Linked DNA regions of Mus musculus: region 1 is linked to region 2. Evidence: chromatin loops called from intact Hi-C (ENCODE). Cell type or tissue: heart. All regions are shown on one strand.

The links. A loop is a pair of places that touch in the nucleus more often than their neighbours do. Peaks named below come from ENCODE experiments on the same cell type or tissue, not always from the same donor. Only the 100,000 strongest peaks of a DNase experiment are listed, where the experiment ranks them.
Region 1: it touches region 2 in a loop (2.4-fold over the local background); 4 of 42 quality-filtered maps call a loop at or near these places.

The regions. Positions count from the first base shown.
Region 1 is chr7:19,587,846-19,592,845 of GRCm38, forward strand. Clasrp (CLK4-associating serine/arginine rich protein) reads right to left here. Exons shown (of 21, transcript NM_016680.5): 6 at 4,148-4,232; 7 at 3,245-3,393; 8 at 2,394-2,490; 9 at 901-979; 10 at 746-819; 11 at 1-21. Among named protein-coding and RNA genes, the nearest start is that of Zfp296, 13 kb to the left of the region's middle. In heart, CTCF peaks have their summits at 1,576 (motif pointing left) and 2,211 (motif pointing right); a DNase peak (open chromatin) is centred at 2,317.
Region 2 is chr7:19,698,561-19,703,560 of GRCm38, forward strand. Apoe (apolipoprotein E) reads right to left here and starts at 628. Exons shown (of 4, transcript NM_009696.4): 1 at 451-628. Tomm40 (translocase of outer mitochondrial membrane 40) reads right to left here. Exons shown (of 10, transcript NM_016871.2): 7 at 4,709-4,831; 8 at 4,506-4,582; 9 at 4,288-4,390; 10 at 2,753-3,297. The coding sequence ends at 3,158. In heart, a CTCF peak has its summit at 2,713 (motif pointing left); DNase peaks (open chromatin) are centred at 581, 2,051, 2,591, 3,021 and 1 weaker place; H3K4me3 peaks cover 1,998 bases; H3K27ac peaks cover 2,970 bases.

The DNA of each region.
Region 1 (5,000 bases), 110 kb before region 2:
GGGCTGTCTCGGCGGGCATAACTATGGAGAGAACAGGGAAGGGCAGGAGAGCTGAGACCAGGCTGGCTAGTGTCAACTATTCCACTCTGAGCCCCAGTGCTGCAGATTGTACACCCCATGTCATTGTGGGGATCCCACATTGGTCTCCTTATTACAGCCCTGGTGCTGCCAGTGCTACACTGGAAGCCATGGTGACCAGTACCCAGCATGGTGACATCAGTGCTGGCGAGAAAACAACAGTATGTCCAACTAACTCAGTGCAGTATCTGAGTCTGAGGATTCACACTCTTCATAGGGGAGGAGCGGTCCCTGTGAGGGTAAGTAACGTCCTCTGGTGGCAGTGCCCTGTGTGGAGGGGCCTGTGGCCTGCTGCTAACCTTACACTGTCACACCCAAACCTTCCTCAGACATTTGCCCAGGGCTCCCAGGCCCAGATTCTTCTCTACTCATATGCAACTGCTCTCCCAATCCTCTCAAGACTTCATTGTGGGAAGTAGCCTCTCTCCACTTTACAATGGAGGAAACTAGCCAGAAGAAAGGAGCCTCTTATCTAGACCCTGTAGAGATGACACTGACCAGTGCAGGTGGGCTGTGTTGGGCCCAGCAGGTTGACTGAGAGGTGGGGGGCAGGTGGCCCGGGAAGCATTCCCATGCCTCCAGCTACTCCTAGCTCTGTAACTGTCGCCCCACTGCCAAGGCTGGGCTCCACTCTCCAGCCCCTGGCTGTGCAGAGGAGATATCCTACCTGGGAGGGCTGATCTTGCGGCCTCTCAGCCGCTTCTCCCGGAACTCTCTTCGCTGTCGCCGGGAACGACGGCCCTGGATGGGGAGGAAGCACCAGGACGGTGAGGTGTGCCCTCACTGGATCCACTTTTACCCCCGAGCCCTACCAGACCTCACCGAGTACATGGCTTTCTCCTCCTCCAGGGCTTTGGCATGTTTGATGGCCTCTGCCTCCTCCTTATCTTTCCGTAGCATCCTGCAGAGGAAGTTAGGATGGGCATGAAGGGCATAGGTCACAGAGTGGGCAGAGCCCTGGTAAAGGCAGCAAAGACAGCAGGGACCTGATGTTACTCCATGATTCCTTTCTCCCTGAACCAGGGCTCTGCTGTAGGCTAGCTGGTCTTTAACTCACGGTGAAATCCTTGTAGCCACGGGATGTGCAGGCAGGCATTACCCTACCCTTTCCTTTTCTGTTCTTCCCTTTGATGGGGTCTTGTTCTGTTGGGCCTAGCTTTGAACTCATAACCTTGCCTCAGCCTCAAGACTGCAGAATCATAGGTATGCGCTATTACACTTAATTTCCCTTCTGTGTTTAATAGATTTTATTGAGCACCTAAAAGAGCTGGTTTTAGACCTGATTTCTGTGTGCTCTGCCTGTGCATGTGTCTGTCACATGTGTGCCTGGTGAATGCCCTGGAACTGGTTGTGAGGCACCCTCACAGTTGGCACTCGGGGCTGGAGAGATGGCTCAGAGGTCAAGAACACCTACTGTTCTTCCAGAGAACTTGAGTTCATTTCTAATCGCCCACATCTGATAGCTCACAACTGCCTTTAACTTCAGCTCTAGGGGATCCAGCGCCCTCTGCTGGCCTGCACATGATGCACAAAACTATATATAGGCACAACACCCATACACATAAAACTCAGAACAAAACAGAAAGGAGAACCCCACAAGAACACTTTAAAAACTGTGTGTGGCTACTCCATGCCTGTAACTGTGAAAGGCAGAGGCAGGAGGATGGCTGGGGCTGGCCAGCCATCAGCACAGCTCCAGGCTCTCTGCTTTGGGCTGAGTAGTGGGGGCAGCAACAAGCACCTTTAATCCTTTAAGGGCAAAAGCACTGGAGCAGCGGCCCTCAGCCTGTGGTCCTGTCACCTTTGGCAAATCTCTATCTCCAAAACATTTACATTACATCAGAGCACCACAAAGATTAGTTAGGAAGCAGCAGTGAAAATACTGTTATGCTTGGGGTCACTACAACATGATGAACTGTATTAAAGGGTCACGGGGTCAGGAAGAACCTCTGAGCTAGAGGGTTCTAATAGGCCAGGGCAGGGACCTGGGGATTCATCCCCAGTGCCACACAAAAATGGTTTCTGGTCTGTCGGTGCCACTGATGTAAAGAGAGTGCTTGGTGTGGCATGACCAAGTACAGGCAGTGGCAGAGGCTTGCTCACTGTCATATGAACATGCATAGGGATGACCACTAGAGGGTGCTGTCCCCAAAGAACTAGTAGCTTCCAGGTCACGCTGTAGGACAAGATCTGTTTCTGCAGAAAGTGGGGCTACAAATTCATAGCTCACAGGCTGAGAACAGATGCTGGTAGCAGGCATGTGATACAGAAGCCAGGGCATAGCCAAAATCTGGCATGCCAGCCAGCACTCTCACCTGACAAAGTCTCCATCAGCCATGCCGTAGGTTGTGGCCTGCTTATTGAGATCAGCCACCTGCTCCTGGTTCAGCTCATCCACATCCACCTCCACGTCTGCACAAGAAAAAGGCTGTCAGGGACCCAAGCCCCAGGAGAGGGGGGAGGAGCACCCCAAGTCGGGGCAAGTCTGCCAGATAGAGCACCTTCAGGGAGAATGTTGCTGTGCTAGCACAGCTCTGAGGACCAAGCTGAGGCTTGGCCAGCACAGCACACAGCACAGCAGGGGACCAGTAGGGTGGGTGGACGAGTCTGTGGATGGAGTGCACGAAAGACAAGATGGGAGGTGGAAATAGATGGAGGTGGGGTGGGCAGAGAGCGGCACACAGAGGAAGGGCAGGAAGGACACACATGAACTTTGGCTCTGGCTGGGGCTAAGTCTGCATGTGCACCAGGAAGAGTAGGATAGAGACGGGGCAGTGACAGTCTTCTGGCCAGGCACATCCACAGGAGAAGGAGGTAACCATGGGGTATGAGCGATAGAAGCTGAAGGATGGGGGGCAGCTCTAGGAATGGGGAAAGTTGCTTTCCCAGAGCAAAGCAAGGCCAGCCTACGTAGAAGAGGAAGGGCTAGCTCCTAGGTGGAAGAATCTTCTAGAACAGTGCCCAGAAATGGGGAGGGAGAGCACATGGGATAGGGGACAGGCAAGACAAGGGACAGGGAAGGCTGGAAGTAACAGGAGACTGAGGCCCTGGAGCTGGGGTAGGGTGGGGGAGGCCTTGTAAGCACGGGTACCCCACAGGGTGAGGGACGAGACACAGAACCGATGCCCGGGGACTGCAGGTGGGGAGGGCAGAGAGGGAACCCCACCGATGTCGGGGATGACCTCATCTTCATCCGAGTTGCTCTCCTCCTCTGCTGGTGACTCTTCCTCCTCTGGCTTCTCAGCCACCTTCTCTACCTCGGCCACAGTACTATCTTCATAGGTGTAGCCGATGGAAGCCTTCTTCTCTGCCAGCCTGGGAAGAGAGCCATGAGCCAGGGGGTACCCGGCAGGAGCAGGGCCACAGGTGAGCCCCACAGTGGTTACACATATCCACCTAAGCTGGTCCACTCTAGCCCACCCCACTATGGCCTGGTCCTTCCCATTCCTGTCCTGGTACAGGGCCTCCTCTTCCAAGAAGTCCTCCTTGTTCACCTGTCAGGATACAAGCCTGCCTGCCTTAAGTCCCATGAGTGCAGATCCCAGAGTCATCTTGAACAAAGTGTACCTCAGCTCTGCTTTCAGGGGCCACATTGAGAGGCCACTGCGGACTTCAACTGTCAATATATCTTGCCTCATCCCAGCACCCTTATCCTGGAGCCAAGGCTGAGTATCAACAAGCAGATCCTGTAAGTGGTTGCTCCCAGATGTGAGCAGGGATCTGACAACAACACCCAGCCAGGCTAGCTTTAACACTGATGCCTCCAGGCCTGCAGTGCTGTGGGCTGCAAGCTCACTGCGTGCTGGCACCAGAAGTGCATGACTCCCTATCACTCATGGTCCTCGAAGCTCCTGACTTAAGGCTGAATCCAAGGGGCTGCCTTTCCTCAGCCTTCCCCACAGGACTCACCCCCCCACCCCCTTCTGCAAGTTAGAAGCAACAAGCTTGGGCAGAACTGTGGCTGCCGCTTCCTCTCCACATATACAGAGGCCGCACCCATTGAGTGCTTACTGACCTGATGGGATGGAAAGGCTAGTCCCCACCCCATCAGACCAGACCCTTGACTCACTTCTTCTTCTCATCCTCGCTGGGTCTCTGCAGGCCTCCGTACAGCTCATCAATGTAGATCTGATACAAGCACTGTTCCTCAGAGACTGGCAAGGAGAGGCACAGGTCAGCCCAGCCAGGCACATGTAGATGGAGTGGGACACGAAGACATGGCGGGGGGGGAGGGGGGGGGGGATGGACAGCCAAGGTAGAGTCACCTATTTCAAATTATTCTTCTGTCTAGGACCCAAGTGACCACAGTATATAACACCAGCCAGGTGATCCACTCAACTGTAACCTGGCTCAAGTAACTTTTGACCCCTGTGTCTCAGTTCCCTCTTCTGTAAAATGGGATCCCTAACAGAGTGAGTACTTTGGACCTAGGGGCCCCTACCACTGTCACAGAGTCTCCCTGGCCTCCAGAACCATAAGTATGCCTCTAAGTGTTGACTATCATCTAGCGTCCAGTGGTCCTGTGGGTTACCTTCTATTACCGGAGTGTCTGATTACCCTGTATCCCTACACCCCAAGCACCCACTTCAGGAACTCCCCAGGGTACTAAGGCAGCCATAGTCTCCCCTCAGCCCTGCTGCCAGGCTCATGTGAGTCCTCTCCTTCCCTCTGCAGGCTTCAGCTAAGCTCCCCTTTCTTTGTAAGGGGAACAGGTAAGGAGCAGAAGATTAAACCTAAGCCAAACAAGTCCTCTACCATGGAACTATATCCCCAGCCCTCTTTTTGAGACAGGGTTTCGTAAAGTTGTTTGGGCTGTCCCAGGGAAGCCCTGGACTTGAGATCTCTCTCCCTGCCTCAGCCTCTGGAGCAGCTCTGGTTAGAGCTGGGCCTCTGTAGCAGCTTGAATGCTTCAGCTTTTCTGT
Region 2 (5,000 bases):
TTGTGTTAATTTAACACGATTTTTAATCGTCCTCCATCCCTGCGAAGTGGTACCCTCCCACAACTACAGAACTTAGGGAGCTCAGCCATGAGGAGCCACAGTTTGAAACCAGTCCGGGTTACTTGGGGACTGTGATGGAAATCAGTAGGTATTTATATAAAAGCAGCCTAAGGCTCATCCCGAGTTTTTTCGCCATAGGATGGTTCCTAGTTGAGCCGGTACGCCGTGCACCGACAGTCCCGTACTCCTTCCTGGAGGTAACCCCTCCACCTGCTCTGACTCTGGCAAAGGCTAGTTACCTCGAGTCCTTAGTTTGTCCCCCAAGACTTCTATCGTGCTGCCTGCTTTTCCAATTCTTGTGCCTGTTTCCTGGACTCCGGGGGATCTCAAGGTTCCCAGCCCACATCCTACCAAGGTCCCTGGGTGAATCCCCAGCCCAGCTTGTCTTACCAGCTCCTTCCGAAACAAGTCCTTAGCCTCCAGGGTCTGAGCAGGGGATCGGATCCCAGACCGGTCCAATTATAGGACTCCCCCTGTCCCGCCCCCTCCTCAGGGCTAGGGCGGGCTGTGCCAGCCCCCTGTCACGAGGCGGGTTGTTCTCTCCCCCTTCACAGCAGGGCAGAGGAAAGAGGTGGAGTTTGGATGCCTTGTGACCCCCCGCTCCCCTCCCCCGCCAACAAAGGGAGCGGACACCTCATTGAATAATCCAGGCCTTGGTACTGGGGCACTGAGAACCGCTCCTTCCCTTTCCCCGCGGGGTCTGGTGCATTGTAAAGAAAAGAGCTGGCAGCCTAAATGGAAATGGGTGGGTGGGGGCTAAGAGGCTCAGCTTCTGGGGTGAAGATCGTTGTTCTGGGATCCCTCGTTGTTGATTCCTCCACCACAGGTGAACTCTTTCCATTCCAAGGCTGGGACGTGCTCCAGTTCCTTCAGGAGCTGTTCAGTGGTGGCTCCCGATGGGTTTGAAGCCATACATTAAGCCAAGCCCTGGGAAACCAAGCGTTGATGCTCCTGATCTGTTTCTGGCGATTGCCAGATGTGTCACCTTGGGAGGGAAGAGCTACCCCTACAGAGCACATTTTAAAAAGTTGTTTTGAGATAAGATTCTCAGGCTGCCCTCTAACCCACAAAGGTCCTTCTGCCTCTGCTGTAGCATGCTGGGACTGCAGGTGTGCACCCCTGCATGTGCATTTTCCACTCTCAAGCCACTTCTCTTTTCTTTTTCCTCATAAAAGCAGAAGAGCAGGAGCTGGAGAGATGACTCAGAGGTTAGGAGCACTGACTGCATTTCACAGGACCTAGGTTCAAAATCGCAGCACCCACACAGCAGCTCACAACTGTAACACCAAGATCTGCTACCCTCACGAAGGCATACATGCAGGCAAAACACTAATGCACATAAAAAAAAAAAAAAAAAAAAAAAAAGACAAGCCATAAGTCATTCACTGGAACATGGGTCTATAGTGCTAGCCATATGCAAAGCTGAGGCAGGAAGATCCCGAGCTCAGGTAATAGAATGAAGTCCTGGCTAAAAAGTGGAAAAGCCAGCTGGGCGTGGTGGCACATGCCTTTAATCCCATAATCCCAGCACTTGGAGGCAGAGGCAGGTGAATTTCTGAGTTGGAGGCCAGCCTGGTCTACAAAGTGAGTTCCAGGACCGACAGGACTACACAGAGAAACCCTGTCTTGAAAAACAAAAAAAAACCCAACAACAACAAAACCCCCAAAAAGTGGGAAAGCCATTGTACCTGGGAAGTCAGGTAGGACAAGGGGCTCAGAGACCACAGCAAGCTTGCTAGAAGCACTGCCTGCACAAGGTTCCCTGTTCCCAGCTGTTGATGGCAGGAGAGAAGCCACATAGCAGTGTTTGGCACCAGACACGGCAAAACATGATTCTGCAGGATGGGCAGAGGCGGAACACCTGGCTCCAAGGGTACGTACAGGGTGCCTGGCCAGGCCCAGGCCTGTTAGCTTTGGCTTCAGAAAACACTGGCAAGGACTGGGTGTGGTGAGATGATTTTCATGGGTTGCTAAGGGCCAGCTCCCATCTCCAGCCCAGGCAGTAGAGAGGGTCTTAGTGCTGCGGTCTAGGACACTGACCAGTTCATCGTGAGTCTTTGCTTCCCTTGGGATGCCATGAGGTGCAGCAGTGAGATGCAGAGCCCAATCTGAGGCCCTTATCGCACACCCCAGAGCAGGCCTCACGGAAAAGCACTATAGGGAACCCAGCAGCACCTGCCTGACACGTGAGGCCCAGAGCTACATCTTCAACAAAATTTAAAAAACAAAACAACTTGACATTTCCTGTTTCAGCCTGGGAAGGTGCTAGGGCCCGTTCCTCCCAGAGTAACTTTCCTTATTGTGCTGAACTTCCAGGAACTCCGTTTCTTCCTGAAGTTTCTGAGACCTCTGACCTTCCCACTGGGAGAAAGTCAGCACAAGCTACCACCTCAGCCCGTTTTGGGACAGGGAGGCTCCTGAGCCCCGTCTCCCTGCCCCCACCCTGTTTACAGAGACAAAGTCCTCTGCCAGCTCTCGGGGCCAGACTGCACAGAGGCGAGTGACCTGGAGCCACCCTCCTGGTGAGGCCAGGCCTCTGATGTTCCGGCAGTGTAAGTCCCCAAGAGCAGAGGGTGTGACCATGCCTGGCCAAGCTTTCTCTAAACTGCTTGGTGCTGCTGTGCTTTCTGAACCCTCGGCGCCGCCTGCTGGCAACCATGTCAACAACTGGAGAAAACCGAGGCCTCCCAGATCCTATTTTTTTTTCCACGTATATTTTTTGTTTTTTAAGTTTTTTTTTTTCTGTAAAATGTCCCGGTTTTCCATAACTTATAAACATGATTTCTATGGAGGGGTGGAGGGGGAAGTGACAGGCGGCTCGGCGCTCCTCTGCTGCCCTCAGGAGGACATCAAGTCTTTCCTTTCTGAGCCTGTGTACAGCCGCCTCTGCGCCTCTGCCTGGGCGCTCACAATCGAATGCCCTTCAGATCCCAGGACTCCCTCCGGGACCCCAGGCCCCCTGGGCACTGTCCCCTGGCGCTGGGGATCCTTGGGCATGGGAGGTCCCCTCCTTCCCACTGCCCCAACCCCAAGAGAGAGGGAGAGGAGGGGAGGGCAGCCGGCCCAGCGATGGTCTGCAGAGGAAGGACAGGAGGGCTCAGCCGATGGTGAGGCCGAAGCCACACAGGAACTTATTCTTGCGGTGGTTCAGGAAGGCGCAGAGGGACAGTGTCAGGGGCAAGGGCGGAAGCTTCTTCTCCAGCGTGGCGCCCACGATCCAGTTACTGTTCACAGAGCCTGTGGGCCGAGAGCGGGGCAGAGACTGGGTGGCTTGATGTGCCTGGCCACCCATCTCTATGGTAGCCACAACGGACCCGTATGTCCTAAGTCACAACCAAGGCCACTCCAGACCATCACAGCAACCCTTTAAGTGGCTCAACACCGCCCAGGCTTGACAAACCCATGTCACTGCGCAGAATGAGGTTCTGAACCTGGCTGTCACTATTCACACAGCTTCCCTGCTGTGCTGGCTAGTTTTATACAAGCTAGTCACCCCACCCCCACCTTTTTCTTTTTTTTCTTTTCTGAGACAGGGTTTCTCTGGGTAGCCCTGGCTGTCCCAGAACTTGCTCTGTAGACCAGGCTGGTCTTGAACTCAAGAGATCCAGCTGAGGGAACCTCAATACATATGTCTCCATTAGCTAGGGCAGCAGGCAAGCCTGTAGGGCACTTTCTAAGTGATTGATGTGGGAGTACCCAGATTATTTTCAGTGGGGCACCCTGGGCTAATGGTCCGGAGGCTATAAGAGCAGGCTGAGGAAGCCATAAGGAGCAAGCCAACAAGCAGCACTCCCACAAGGCCTTCTGCATCAGCTTGCCTTCAGCTTTCTGCTGAGTCCTGCCCCATCTTCTCCTCAGTGGTAGGCATGCCACCTGAGAGTTGTAACCCAACATAACCTCTTTGCTCCCTAAGCTGTTTACCATCATAGTGTTTCATCACACAATAGAAGAACTCCAAGTAAGGTAAGAGTGAGTGGGGAGGGCCAGAGAGCTTGCTAGATGGGAATGGGAAGAGAGGGCTTAAAGCGAGGCCCCCAACATGTACTAAACATGCCAGGGTAGGAGCCCCACTGTTTGACAAGCCACCCAGAGTAATTTGGAGCTGCACAGAGTCCCCGCCCACTCCACCAGCACATGTTCAACCTCCCTATTTCCCATGGACTCTACCACAGACAGCTGAGTCTTATCTGGCCTGTTCCCCAGGAGGGAAGCTGAGGCCTTCCTTACCTTTAAAAAGGAAGTTGGCCTTGGGCAGGTCCAGCTGATACCCAAAGGAGGCACTGGTGTCCTGCATCCTGGTGCTGGCCTCAAACTCCACACCCACCTGCAGCTGGGGGAGAGAGGGCCCGGCACACATGTGAGTGGCCCATTAGGACTCCTGGGCATACCAACTGCACCAGCAAACCCAGCCTGGGACCCACAGCTAGGCGCTCCCTCCGGCTCACCTGGTCACTGGCTTTGTGGTAATACGTCGCATGCATGCCTGCCTGGCCCAGCGTTACTGTAGCCAACCAGTTGTTCACTAGGAGAGCAGAGTTGGGTGAGGACTAGGTATCAAGGGATGTGGGCATCTGGAAACCCCACTCTCTTCCCTCTCAACCCTGAGATACAGGCCACAGCCTCCTCCCTAAGTGCGCCCCAGGCTCACGTGTGTATTTCCCAGCTAGAGACATGACAGTGCCCTCCTCTCCTGGCCGCCGGTGGTAGACGAGCTCTCCACCCAGGGCCAGACACGGTGTGATGCTCTGGAGGTAGTGGGCCACGAGGATTCCTGCAGGAGGAGAGGGTGGTCAGACTCACCAGTTCCGACCAGGCCTGGCCTCACCTCCCCAGCGGCTCTTGTCTGCTAAACCTCACAACAGTTTATGCAGTTCTCCCTTGCCCTGCGACTCCTGGGCTATGGCCCCCAAAGCAGTAGCACATACTTGCCACCACTTAGG